Linked DNA regions of Homo sapiens: regions 1 and 3 are each linked to region 2. A link is a contact called in ENCODE Hi-C or POLR2A ChIA-PET data. All regions are on one chromosome and are shown on one strand. Each heading gives the region's core, a stretch centred on a gene start or an enhancer-like site at or near the end of the contact. The rest is flanking DNA. Distances are from core to core; before and after follow the strand shown. Region 1 holds the start of MINK1 (misshapen like kinase 1). Region 2 holds the start of ZNF232 (zinc finger protein 232). Region 3 holds the start of NLRP1 (NLR family pyrin domain containing 1).

Evidence for each region. A loop is a pair of places that touch in the nucleus more often than their neighbours do. ChIA-PET counts read pairs that join two places held with the same protein, here RNA polymerase II (POLR2A). Pooled maps may share reads with other maps.
Region 1: a loop to region 2 is called in a pooled map, with 8 times the contacts of the local background. The contact joins the promoter of MINK1 here to the promoter of ZNF232 in region 2. A Hi-C loop is called at or near these places in 1 of 37 single-sample maps with no recorded cell type and 6 of 50 pooled maps. POLR2A ChIA-PET finds 5 or more read pairs at or near these places in 1 of 52 experiments (GM12878).
Region 3: a pooled map shows a loop between it and region 2 (5-fold over the local background). The contact joins the promoter of NLRP1 here to the promoter of ZNF232 in region 2. A Hi-C loop is called at or near these places in 1 of 37 single-sample maps with no recorded cell type and 4 of 50 pooled maps. POLR2A ChIA-PET finds 5 or more read pairs at or near these places in 1 of 52 experiments (RWPE1).

The regions. Positions count from the first base shown.
Region 1 is chr17:4,830,816-4,834,724 of GRCh38, reverse strand. MINK1 (misshapen like kinase 1) reads right to left here and starts at 1,385. Exons shown (of 32, transcript NM_153827.5): 1 at 1,085-1,385. The coding sequence starts at 1,141. RefSeq lists silencers at 835-1,084, 1,095-1,564 and an enhancer at 1,542-2,328.
Region 2 is chr17:5,110,295-5,114,296 of GRCh38, reverse strand. It overlaps ZNF232 (zinc finger protein 232), which reads left to right and starts at 2,419. Exons shown (of 4, transcript NM_014519.6): 1 at 2,419-2,497. The coding sequence starts at 2,475. It overlaps ZNF232-AS1 (ZNF232 antisense RNA 1), which reads right to left and starts at 2,362. Exons shown (of 3, transcript NR_135658.1): 1 at 2,196-2,362; 2 at 845-911; 3 at 1-139. RefSeq lists an enhancer at 2,059-2,108.
Region 3 is chr17:5,583,098-5,586,947 of GRCh38, reverse strand. NLRP1 (NLR family pyrin domain containing 1) reads left to right here and starts at 2,439. Exons shown (of 17, transcript NM_033004.4): 1 at 2,439-3,261. The coding sequence starts at 2,991. RefSeq lists enhancers at 2,051-2,350, 2,371-2,630, 1,902-3,101.

The DNA of each region.
Region 1 (3,909 bases), core at 136-2,635, 280 kb after region 2:
AGGGCACAGGATCAAAACACCACCTGGCTGATAGTCTGGAGTGTTCACCTTGAAATCACTAAGTTGCCCCTTAAGCCAAAGCTCCCTGCCGAAGAAAAACATAAATGCTACAGAAAGCTCTTCCACCAGAGTGTGTAAGTGCCCCACAAGGGACAATGAACGGGTATTTCCAAGAAATTCCTGCAGCATTTGCTTCCTCTCAACCCCTTTCCTTATTAGCCCCTACCTTGAGAGGTCTCCATTGCTTCCAGCCTTTAGCTAACATAAACACCCACTGCCTTTCCAAACCTTCAGCCTGACCACATGTAGCATGTGTCGTGTGTGCGCGTGTGTGTGTGTGTAAACATCCTCTTCCCAGCCCGTGCTACAGTTTCCAAAGAGAAGAAATGCCTCCCCTCCTCCCCGAGGGCTCCCAGCCCCACGCTGCTGCAGAGTTGGTCATGTAATATTCAGGGACCCTGAGACCGGAAATGCCTGGTTCTGAACTGCTGCACTTGAAACAGGAGAGAAGGGATAGGGAAAACTGAACATGGGATTGAGGGTGACGGCACGAGGGGTGGGGTAGCTGAAATTCCGACCAGGGAAAGGATGCAATTCAAGGGTGGGCGAGGCAGAGAAAGAGGGATGAGAGAGAGGCTGTCGAGACAGTTGCAAAGTCAAAATTCCAGGAGCTGAGGAAGAGGAGGGGAAGGAAGAAGATAGAAGTAAGGGCAAAGGTGGAAAAGGGCCGAAAGGAGGTAAGGAACCACAATAAAGGTTCTCCAGGTGATGGGGGAGGCTAAGTTTAGGCGAACCAGTGGGTCCCGAACCCCAGAGTAAAGGTAGGGTGGCACGGAAGTGTGGGGGCGGGGCACCACAGGGTGGGGACCGAACTGGCTCCCAGCATCTGCAGCCAGTGGAGAGAGAAGGGAGCAGAGGGCGGGGGCCCAGCCGCGGCGGGAGTCCGGGAAAGGGGCACGGGTCGCCAAGGGGACCCAAGCTGGTGGAGGGGGCGCCCGGGAGCACGTGAGGCGTGCAGCCACCCCGCTCCCTCCCCTGCGGCGGGGACAGGAACCAGGGCGAGGCTGGGGGACGGCGCGCTCACCCGCAGGGCGGACAGGTCGATGTCGTCCAGGCTGCGGGCGGGGGCTGGGTCGCCCATGGCCTCCGTGGGGAACGGGGCACCGGGGCCGCTCACGCTCCGGCTCGGTTACTCCACTGCCGCCGTCGCCGCTTCTCCCCCATCGGAGAACCCCGGGGGCGGACTCCACCGCGCCTCCCCCGGAGACCGGGGAGGGGGAGGGCCGGCGCGAGGACCGACCCACCGACTGACAGGCGCTATCTCCCCGGAGCCAGCCACCCGAGCCTACCACCTCTCCTGCGCAGGCGCGGAGCGACCGCGCACTGGGAGGGTGGAAGCGCGAGCGTGACGCGAGCGCGCCGGGGCCCCCTCCCCCTAGGCGCCGACACCTGCGCGCAGGCGCAGGCGAGCAGGCGAAAGGCGCGCGCGAGGACGGAGCGACCGCGCGAGCCTGGCGTGAAAGAAGTGGGCGGCGGCCGAGGCGGCCGCGGAGCGCGCCCACCAGCTGGTGCGCGTGCGCACACGCGTTTCCTTTTCTTTCCCTATTTTTTTTGCCCTTTCTCTCCCTTATTTCCTTCTCAGATCTCCTTTGACGCCTTTCCTTCCCTTTCCCTCCTTCTTTCGTGTGCCCAGCTGCCAATCAAGCCACCCACCTTTCCATTTGCGGGGGAAGGGGGCGGTACCCAACCCCCTCTATTACTAGGGGGTTGTTATGGTAACTCCCCACGCGAGGGCTGGGTGGCCTCTAGATAGGACGGGCTGTCCACCCACCCAATTGCTATGGCAACAGTGGAGCCGCTGAGGGAGGGGCCACTCCGTGAGAACTTGGCTGGAGAAACCACGTGGGAGTTGGGGGGCAGAGGAGGGGCACCGGCTGCCTCAGGAATGCCCTTTCCACCCTCACCTAGCAGGTTGGGGAAGCATCGAGGTGCTCTCAGATCTCAGGATAAGGAATCCTACCGCAGACGTGTATCTCTGCACCTCTTTTAACAAAGTGTTCTGCACAAAGGAACTGTTTCCACAATTATTCATTGATCACTGGAGTCGCGCGTGGAGGAAGGGGTGGCGAAGGGGAAGAGAGGGAATCTGCGTTCAGTCCCTTAAAATATAGCTTGGGTCACCTTAGATCTAGTCATGTTGGCATAGCGCCTACAGCCATTAGCCTCAGTGGAGGCTGGGTAATGCTATCTAAGAACCACGAGTCATGTTCTACCACTGAAATGCTGTGTGACCTTGAGCAAGTTGCTTTGCTTCTCTGAGGTTTTCTTTCACTGTGAAATTGAGGGGGGAGGCTGTATGATCCTCAAGAGCTCTTCTAGCACCAACACTGCCTCTGAAAGACTCCACCACCAGCCTTAATATAAACATCATTTAAGAGAGTTTAATTTAGAAGTCCTTGAAAAATAGCTGAACACATTCCTTTCTGGACCGTTTTTAGCATTTGGGTGCACAGCCAGTCGGCCCCCTTCCCTAACCCCTAGCCCATTTTCCTTGCCACTGCCCTTATTCAAGCCGCTATCCCCATTCATCTCCTATTTGGCCTTCCGGCCTGACTCCTTCAAGTCAATTCTATTTTTTTTTTTTTTTTTTTTTTTTTGAGACAGAGTCTCACTCTGTCGCCCAGGCTGGAGTGCAGTGGTGCGATCTTAGCTCACTGCAAGCTCCGCTTTCCGGGTTCATGCCATTCTCCTGCCTCAGCCTCCTGAGTAGCTGGGACTACAGGCGCCCGCCACCTCGCCCGGCTAATTTTTTGTATTTTTAGTGGAGACGGGGTTTCACCATGTTAGCCAGGATGGTCTCGATCTCATGACCTCGTGATCCGCCCGCCTCGGCCTCCCAAAGTGCTGGGATTACAGGCGTCAGCCACTGTGCCCAGCCTCTATTTTTTTTTTTTTAAAGACAAAGTCTCGCTCTGTCACCCAGGCTGGAGTACAATGGTATGATCTCTGCTCACTGCAACCTCAAGCTTCTGGGCTCAAGCTATCCTCCAACCTCAGCCTCCCAAGTAGCCAGGACTACAGGCAGCGCATGCCACTACACCTGGCTGATTTTTATATGTTTTGTAGAGATGGGGCTTTGCCATGTCGCCCAATCTGGTCTCAAACCCCTGGCCTCAAGTGATCTGCCTGCCTCGGCCTCCCAAAATGCGGAGATTACAGGATCCCTTGAGGACAGGAGTTGGAGGCCAGCCTGGCCAACATGGTGGGGTTTTTTGTTTGTTTTTTTTTTTTTTTTTTTTTTTTTAGACAGTTTTAGTTTAGTTTAGTTTTTTTGTGAATTTGTGAATTTGTTTTTATTGGGGAACAGGACACAGGGTGGAAAATGTCACCTTGGTGGAGACAGAGTTTTGTTCTCGTTGCCCAGGCTGGAGTGCAGTGGCACAATCTTGGCTCACTGCAACCTCCGCCTCCCGGGTTCAAGCAATTCTCCTATCTCAGCCTCCTGAGTAGCTGGGATTACAGGTGCACGCCACCACGCGTAGCTAATTTTTTGTATTTTCAGTTGAGACGGGGTTTCATCATGTTGGCCAGGCTGGTCTCGAACTCCTGGTCTCAGGTGATCCACCTGCATTGGCCTCCCAAAGTGCAGGGATTACAGGCGTGAACCACCACAACCGGCCAAGCCTCGCAGACATAGTGAAACTCTGTCTCTATTAAAAATACAAAAAATTGGCCGGGCACGGTGGCTTGCGCCTGTAATCCCAGCACTTTTGGGGAGGCCGAGACGAGTGGATCACCTGAGGTCAGGAGTTTGAGACCAGCCTGGACAACATGGTGAAACCATGTCTCTACTAAAAATACAAAAATTAGCCGGGCATGGTGGCAGGCGCCTGTAATCCCAGCTATTCG
Region 2 (4,002 bases), core at 1,170-3,669:
TCAGATGGAGCTCAGACCTTGTGAGGCATCTGGAAATTCATATTGGAGATAAAGTTTTGGAATGTAGCGAGCGTGGAAGAATTTTCAATCAGAGCTCAGGTCTAATGCAGCACCAAAGAAACCATACAGAATCATAACCCTAGGAAGACAGTAATGATAAAGATGTCAGTATGTACATATAGGAAGAGAGAAGGAGAGTTTGTTTTTGTCCTAACTATTTGGAAAATTGTAAGCTTCCTAAGAGCAATTTTCATCTGATTCAGTGTATAGTACTTAGTCTCAGGTCATGTGCAGATATGTCCTTCCCAAATGCTTACCACAAGATAAATCAGAAATCTTGACTGGAATAAGCTTCTAGTTCCTTTGCTTTATCATGAGAGGTTCCACACCACAGGAAAATCTTGTAAATGGTGGAAGCTGCATAAAGCACCATCATCATCACAAAATGGTGTCCTTGTGTGTCCTGTTTAGCAGCACCGAGAATCTAATAGCTTTCCCCTTGTCTGTTTTTCCTTACTATGAATTGTGCCAGGGGAACAGTAAAATGGGTATGATATCCTGAACTCTAGGGTGGATGTCTTTCTGGGACAGAATCTAATCCAAAAGTCTGCAAATGGACTTGAGGTTTTCACATTAGTATAAATGTCAATATGTAGTTTAGGGAATTTGCCTTATTCCTCCATTCCTAGCAAAATTAGATACAGAAGCAGCTAATTAAATCAGGAAAAGGAAACTGACAGTAAGTCATAGGACCCATTGTCTTCTCTCATGTAAAAGTAGAAGTTGTGATTCAATCTGTTCTGTAGGATTTAAAAGTATAATGGCACATTGAAGTTTGACATACTGAAATTCAGGCTCTGTCAATTTCATCTCTGTAACCTTTATTGTTTCTGAGTCTTGAGTTTTCTCATCTGTAAAATCAAGATAATGACATTAATACAATCCCTTGTGGAGCAACTGTGAAGACTAAATAAGACAATTTCATTAAGTTCCTGGCATAGTTCTAGACACGTAGTAGACATTCAACAAATGATAACTATTTTTATCCATAGCTCCTACGTGCAGTAATTATCAATGGCACTTTGAAGGAAAAAAGATAATATATCCCCCAGCCATGGGGGTGTCAATGCGCATTTTCAAGGATACTATATCTTGGAGAAACAAATTTAATAATCTGAGAATCTGAGAACTGTTACTATGGTACTACACAGTTGAACAACAATTTTTCTTGGAGAGACTAGGATTAAGCTATTTTATAAAAGTATTGAGAGACTGGATCAATCAATATCCTGCAAAATTGATAGTGAGATAAATTTATTTTTAATTAATTTTTTTTTTGAGACGGAGTCTCACTCTGTCGCCCAGGCTAGAGTGCAGTGGCACAATCTCAGCTTATTGCAACCTCTGCCTCCCGGGTTCAAACGATTCTCCTGCCTCCTGAGTAGTGGGGACTACAGGCGCCCGCCACCACGCCCAGCTAACCTTTTTGTATTTTTAATAGAGACAGGGTTTCACCATGTTGGCCACCATGTCTCAAAAAAAAAATAAAAAATAATCGGCCGGGCGCCTGTAAACCCAGCACTTTGGGAGGCCGAGACGGGCGGATCACGAGGTCAGGAGATCGAGACCATCCTGGCTAATATGGTGAAACGCCGTGTCTCCTACCAAAAAAAAAAAATTAGCCGGGCGTGGTGGCGGGCGCCTCTAGTCCCAGCTACTCAGGAGGCTGAGGCAGGAGAATGGCGTGAACCCGGGAGGCGGAGCTTGCAGTGAGCCAAGATCGCGCCACTGCACTCCAGCCTGGGCGACAGAGCAAGACTCCGTCTCAAATAAATAAATAAAATAAAAAATAACAACAACAAAAAAACACCAACCCCTATTTCCCCCATCGCAATAAAATTAACCTTAGAATTCTTTTTTCTCCTCCCCTCCCCCTACGCCCCAGGAATTGTACAGGCTAGTGGTTGGGGAATATTTTTTCGTGGAAGGGACCGTCTTCCTTAGCTGTGGCCCTCTCATCAGGTCTGGGAAGAGGTAATTGGAAAATAGAACTCATGGAGAAGTGTTACCACAGGCCATGGACAAGGCCAGAATTTCCCTGACATCTGTCCGCCAGCACCGCCCTTCAGGTACAATTCCACAAGAGACCCCCCAAACTTGATGAAGTCACCCGCTTACAAGGGCTCACTCTCCACCTGCGCAAGGACTGCAATTCCCAGGGGCCTCCAGGGCACCCGGCCGCTCCAGTCCAGTCGTGCAGGCGGCGCGCTCTTTCTCGCTCCGCTCAAGTCCAGGAACCGGTTCCCGGGCTCCCAGCCTCTCGGCAGCGCCCACGCGCCTGGGCCAAAGTCCGCGAACGGAAGCCGGCGGCGAGGAGGATTCTGGGAGTTGGAGGCCGAGGCTGCGACCTGCGCAGGCGCAAACCTGCCCCTGGGGTGAGGGCTGTAAGTGGCGCGATTCGCGGCAGCGCCCCGATGGAACCTCCTGGTCCTGTGAGGTGAGTGTTGGCGGCGGCTTCCCCGAGGTCCACCTGGCGGCTTGGCTTTTGCCCGTCCCGCAGGCAGCGGCGGCTCTGCAGTGAGCAGGCCTGGCAGGCAGCTCCGCGGTTGTGTGTGGAGAGGGGTTTGGGTTGCCCGTGGTGCCCGCGCTGCGCTACCTGCGTTGCGTCGCGTCACGTGCCGTGGAGGGGGGTCTTGATGTTCCTCTTCTCTTTTCTCGAGACCCTTGGGTAGGGAGTGAAGGGTGGGAAGGGGAGTTGTACCTGGCCTGGACGACAGCCCCCTCCCCGGGCGGGCACCTGCCCGAGGCCGGGGTAGAGAAGTTTTGCTGGGGCCAGCGGCGCCGGGCATCACCCTGGGAGACGCGAGCTCCGCGTTTTTCCTCGCGCCTCCTTTGTCTTAGGCCAGCGGTCCCCCTTTGTGCTCCTTTCGTGGCCTCTGATGCGTTCCACCTCCTTCCCTGTGTGAAAGGAAAATAAAATCTCAGGACCCCAAACTTACTATGACAAAGGGAAAAGTTAAGCTTGGAAACTGAGTCACGGAAAAAAACTGCTTTTCCTTTTGTTCCTAAACCGATAGCTGCAAGATAGAAAGCAACATATGCCCCCAGGTGGCCTCCCTCACCCTGGCAATGGAAACGAACAGCCGAGCTTCACCGGACAAGACTAGAAATCGTTCCTCCACCCACCCAGAGACAAAGCATATTTGACTTCTTCCTCTACTGTATGTCTACCTTATCTTGTGTAAAATGCAGATTTACTGAGCACGAGACAAATTCATAATTGACTTCCTCTTTTCACGTGCAACATGTGGATTCAGTGAGCTCTAATCAAATCCTCACAAGAATGTGGCCACTTACCTCACCACATACCCTCCCTCTTCTCTCCTCCTTCCCCTCCTGCCAGCTTTCTCCCCATTAAATTGAAGCCCTCAAAACCCTCTTTGGTAAAAGTGCGAGCCACGGATCCTACTGTGGCTTGTGTGTCTTTTTCCTGGGTGCATCCTCAACCTTAGCAAAATAACCCCTAAATTGGTTGAGACCTATCTCAGATGCTTTTTTGGTTTACACCTGTTAGATTTCCTTGACGCAGGCCACTGTACCCGAGACTTGTTCATAGCTGCCCCTTAATAGGGCTTTGGCATTTGAATGAGATCCAGCTCCTTAAAGGGGACTTATATTTTTCTTTTGCTGTAGCTACTACTTCAGAAATTTTTGAAAGCAGGGAGGAGCCATCTCAGAGGAGGCTGCCTCCCCAACACATTCCACCTTGCACTGAAAGCTGCTCGGCTCTGGGCTCTGCATCTGGAAACTTGGGTTTTGCTTCAAACTTATTTCTTCCAATAGTCATTTCTTCCCATAGGCCCCCAGAACTTTTTTTTTCTTGATACATTTTTCCTGTCAATGGCATTTAATTAGTTGTATTATAGAAAACCACTTTACATCCCCGTTTCTACCACGGTGCAAGTTTCTCAAAAACATTGACTTAGTGCAGCAGAATTCTGG
Region 3 (3,850 bases), core at 1,190-3,689, 470 kb before region 2:
TGAAGGAATACGGCGTGCGCCACCACACCCGGATAATTTTTTTTGTATTATAATTATTAGAGATGGGATTTCACCATGTTAGCCAGGCTGGTCTTGAACTCCTGGCCTCAGGTGATCTGCCCGCCTCAGCCTCCCAAAGTGCTGAGATTACAGGCATGAGCCACTGTACCTGGCCGGATTTGGGAAGTTTTTTAATATTATGTCATAGGGACAGGGTCTTGCCATGTTTCCCAGACTGGTCTTGAACTCCTGGACTCAAGCGATCCTCCCACCTCAGCCTCCCAAAGTGCTGGGATTACAGGCACGAGTCACCACACCTTTGGTTGGACTTTGGTTTTTACTCAGAGTGAGATGGAGTATGGGAAAGTTTTGAGCTGAGAAGTGACCTGACCTAATTTATGCTTTAAGTGGATAATTCTGGCTTCTAGACTGAGAGTAGACAGTAAAGGGGAAGCATCAGCATGGGTGGAGAACATGTGGAAGGCTAGCACAGTGATCCCAGTAAGAGACGACTGAAGGCTGGACCAGCAGCCCCAGTGGGCGTGGTGGGAAGGGTCAGGTTTCTGATCTATTTAACAGGTTGAGTGGATCTCCAGCGGCCAGTGATTTAATGAATTATGCCTGTGAAGTGAAACCTCCGAGAAAACCCCACAGTCTTGTTTGTTTGGGGTTTGGAGAGCTTCCAGGTTAGTGAAGCAGGGAGGGGCAGGGAGAGTAGGGTGCCCGGGAGGGCAAGGAAGCGCTGTGCCCCTCCCCCACCCACACCTTGACCTCGGCATCTCTTCCGTTGGGCTATTCCTGAGTCGTATCCTCCATCATGAACCGATAATAATAAATAAAGTGCTTTTCTCAGTCCTGTGAGTCATTTCAGCAAATTATTGAACCTGCCGGGGACTGTGGGAACCCTTGAATTTGTCACCAAGTCAGACAGAGATGCCAGTGGTCTGGGCACCCCATTTGCAACTGGCATCTGATATGAGGCCAGCTCTTCACTGAAACCCTAAACCTGTGAGGTTTGATGCCAACTCCAGGCAGTCAGTGTCAGAATTGCACTGTAGGACACCAGTTGGTGTCTAGAGAGTTGGTGCCAGAACTGGCTGGTGTGAGGAGGAAAAAAAGCCCACACAGCCCTCCTCCAGGCCATTCCTCCCGCTACATGGAGTCTCACGGTCCTTCACGGAGTGCTCAGAGCCTCCCGATCATCCCACTTTTAGCACAGCACTTTTCCACTTCTGGTCAATCTGATATTAGAATGTCCTACAATGTGCTTATTAGCCATTTTTTAAAACTAACATTTATAAAATTTATTTAGGCCAGGCACGGAGGCTCACACCTGTAATCCCAACATTTCGGGAGGCCGAAGTGGGCGGATCACCTCGGATCAGACTGGCTAACATGGTGAAACCCCATCTCTACTAAAAATACAAAACAATTAGCCAGGCGTGGTGGTGAGTGACTGTAATCCCAACTGCCCAGGAAGCTGGGCTGATGCAGGAGAATCGCTGGAACCCAGGAGGTGGAGGGAGCTTGCAGTGAGCCGAGATCTTGCCACTGCACTCCAGCCTGGGAAAGAGAGAGAGACTCTAAGACCTTTTGCTGAATTGAAGCCTCTTGGTAAACCTATGATGTCCCATTTAATAGATGGGCAAACTGAGGCTCAAAGAAATAAATCAGGCACATAAGGAGTCCTTGTCCAAGCAAGCCGTGGGTTGAAGCCTGGGCTCTGCCAGTCCAAGTGAAACCAAAGCATCTCCAGAAATTCCTGGTGGTGTGTTACATCAGCAAATGAGTAGGCAATGTCATTCCTCAACCTGAAGTCATTGGCATCTTGCAGATTCCACGAAAGAGGAAGTCTGCCCCTGGCTCCCCGAGGCCTGCTTGCAGGAATGAGGAAGGGGCTGTTCTGCTTTCAGGTGGAAATGTTCACCAGCTAAGTGCTGGGCTGCCCAGAAGGCAAACAGCCCCCTGGGCCTGGGACACATGCTTTAGTGCCCCTGGTAGCATGGCAGGACATGCAGTGCAACTCAAGAAGCTCCCAAAACCATGAGAGGCTGGGAAAAATGCTCCCTGGCCCAGTTCTAATGTTTCCCAATAAGGAGCTGCCCGGGCAGACACAGGGGGCCCCACCCATCCTGAGAGGCTGGGCCTGGGCTGCAGACACAACTGCTCGGAGAGTCTGCATCCTGGCTCTGCAGACAGGCTCTAGATGATGGGCTGGCGGAGTGCCCATGTGGAGGTGCACACACCGTGTTTAGTATGGGCCTGTACCTGCTGCAGCGTCAGCTGGTCTGGGCCTGTGCTCCTGGTCCGCCTATAGATGCCATGTGGCCCATCTGAATCTGTGACTCTGAGTCTGGCCTACCCAGGCCTGGTTTGATCCTACCCCCTGGCCACGCCCCTTGTGGGTTTCCTCTGGGTGACGTTTCCTTCCTGCTCTTGTTGACTAGGCGCTGTTCTTGCTGGCTGGTGCCCCAGGGCCTGGAGAGGTCTGAAGAAACCTGGGAGCCAGCAGCCCGGGGCTCCACTCTGGGTTCTGAAAGCCCATTCCCTGCTCTGCGGCTCCTCCCACCCCACCTCTTCTCAGCCTTGCAGCTCAAGGGTTGATCTCAGGAGTCCAGGACCCAGGAGAGGGAAGAATCTGAGGAACACAGAACAGTGAGCGTTGCCCACACCCCATCTCCCGTCACCACATCTCCCCTCACCCTCACCCTCCCTGCCTGGCCCTGGACCCCATCCCAGGACCTCCCTATCAGCTGACTTCTTCCAGTGTCTTGCAGGCCCCTCTGGGCTCCTCCCTCCCCTGGCTTTTCCTACCACTCCCCCTCTATCGGCGTCTATCTGTAGGTGCCCTGGGATTTATAAAACTGGGTTCCGAATGCTGAATAAGAGACGGTAAGAGCCAAGGCAAAGGACAGCACTGTTCTCTGCCTGCCTGATACCCTCACCACCTGGGAACATCCCCCAGACACCCTCTTAACTCCGGGACAGAGATGGCTGGCGGAGCCTGGGGCCGCCTGGCCTGTTACTTGGAGTTCCTGAAGAAGGAGGAGCTGAAGGAGTTCCAGCTTCTGCTCGCCAATAAAGCGCACTCCAGGAGCTCTTCGGGTGAGACACCCGCTCAGCCAGAGAAGACGAGTGGCATGGAGGTGGCCTCGTACCTGGTGGCTCAGTATGGGGAGCAGCGGGCCTGGGACCTAGCCCTCCATACCTGGGAGCAGATGGGGCTGAGGTCACTGTGCGCCCAAGCCCAGGAAGGGGCAGGTGAGTGGACAGAGGACCCCACTGCCCGCGGGACATCCCCTGGCCCTCATGCCTGCCCTGCCCTCTTGGGACCCCACCACTGAGCCCTCCCTGCCAGGCCTTCCTCTGAGCAGTGACATGGAACTGCCCTCTCAAAGGGGGATCCAGGCCCCAGACTATGCTGGAGCCAGGAGGCTTGCTGGGGGGGCCCTTGCTGCACCTCAGAGCCCCACACCCTCTTCTATTCAAGTGCATTCCCGGTACTCGCCTGGCATTGTAGTTATGAGCACGGACTTGGGAGTCAGGCACTATCACCAGTCCTGGCACTATCACCCTGGGCCAATCACTTCACTGCTCTCTGCCTATTTCTCTGTCTGCAAAATGGGAGAGTGAGAGCCCGCCTCCCTGGGCTGTGTGAGGGTTAAAAGAGATCATCCAGGTTAAACATTTAGCACAGAGTCTGATATACAGTAAGTGCTCAATAAATAAGATCTCCCATTGCTGTTGTTGCTGCTGCTGCTGCTGCTGTTATTATTACTATTAGCCACCCTGGGTTGCAGATGCCGTTGGCCCAATAAAGCACAGCTGAGGCTCAGTAGGAGTAGTGATT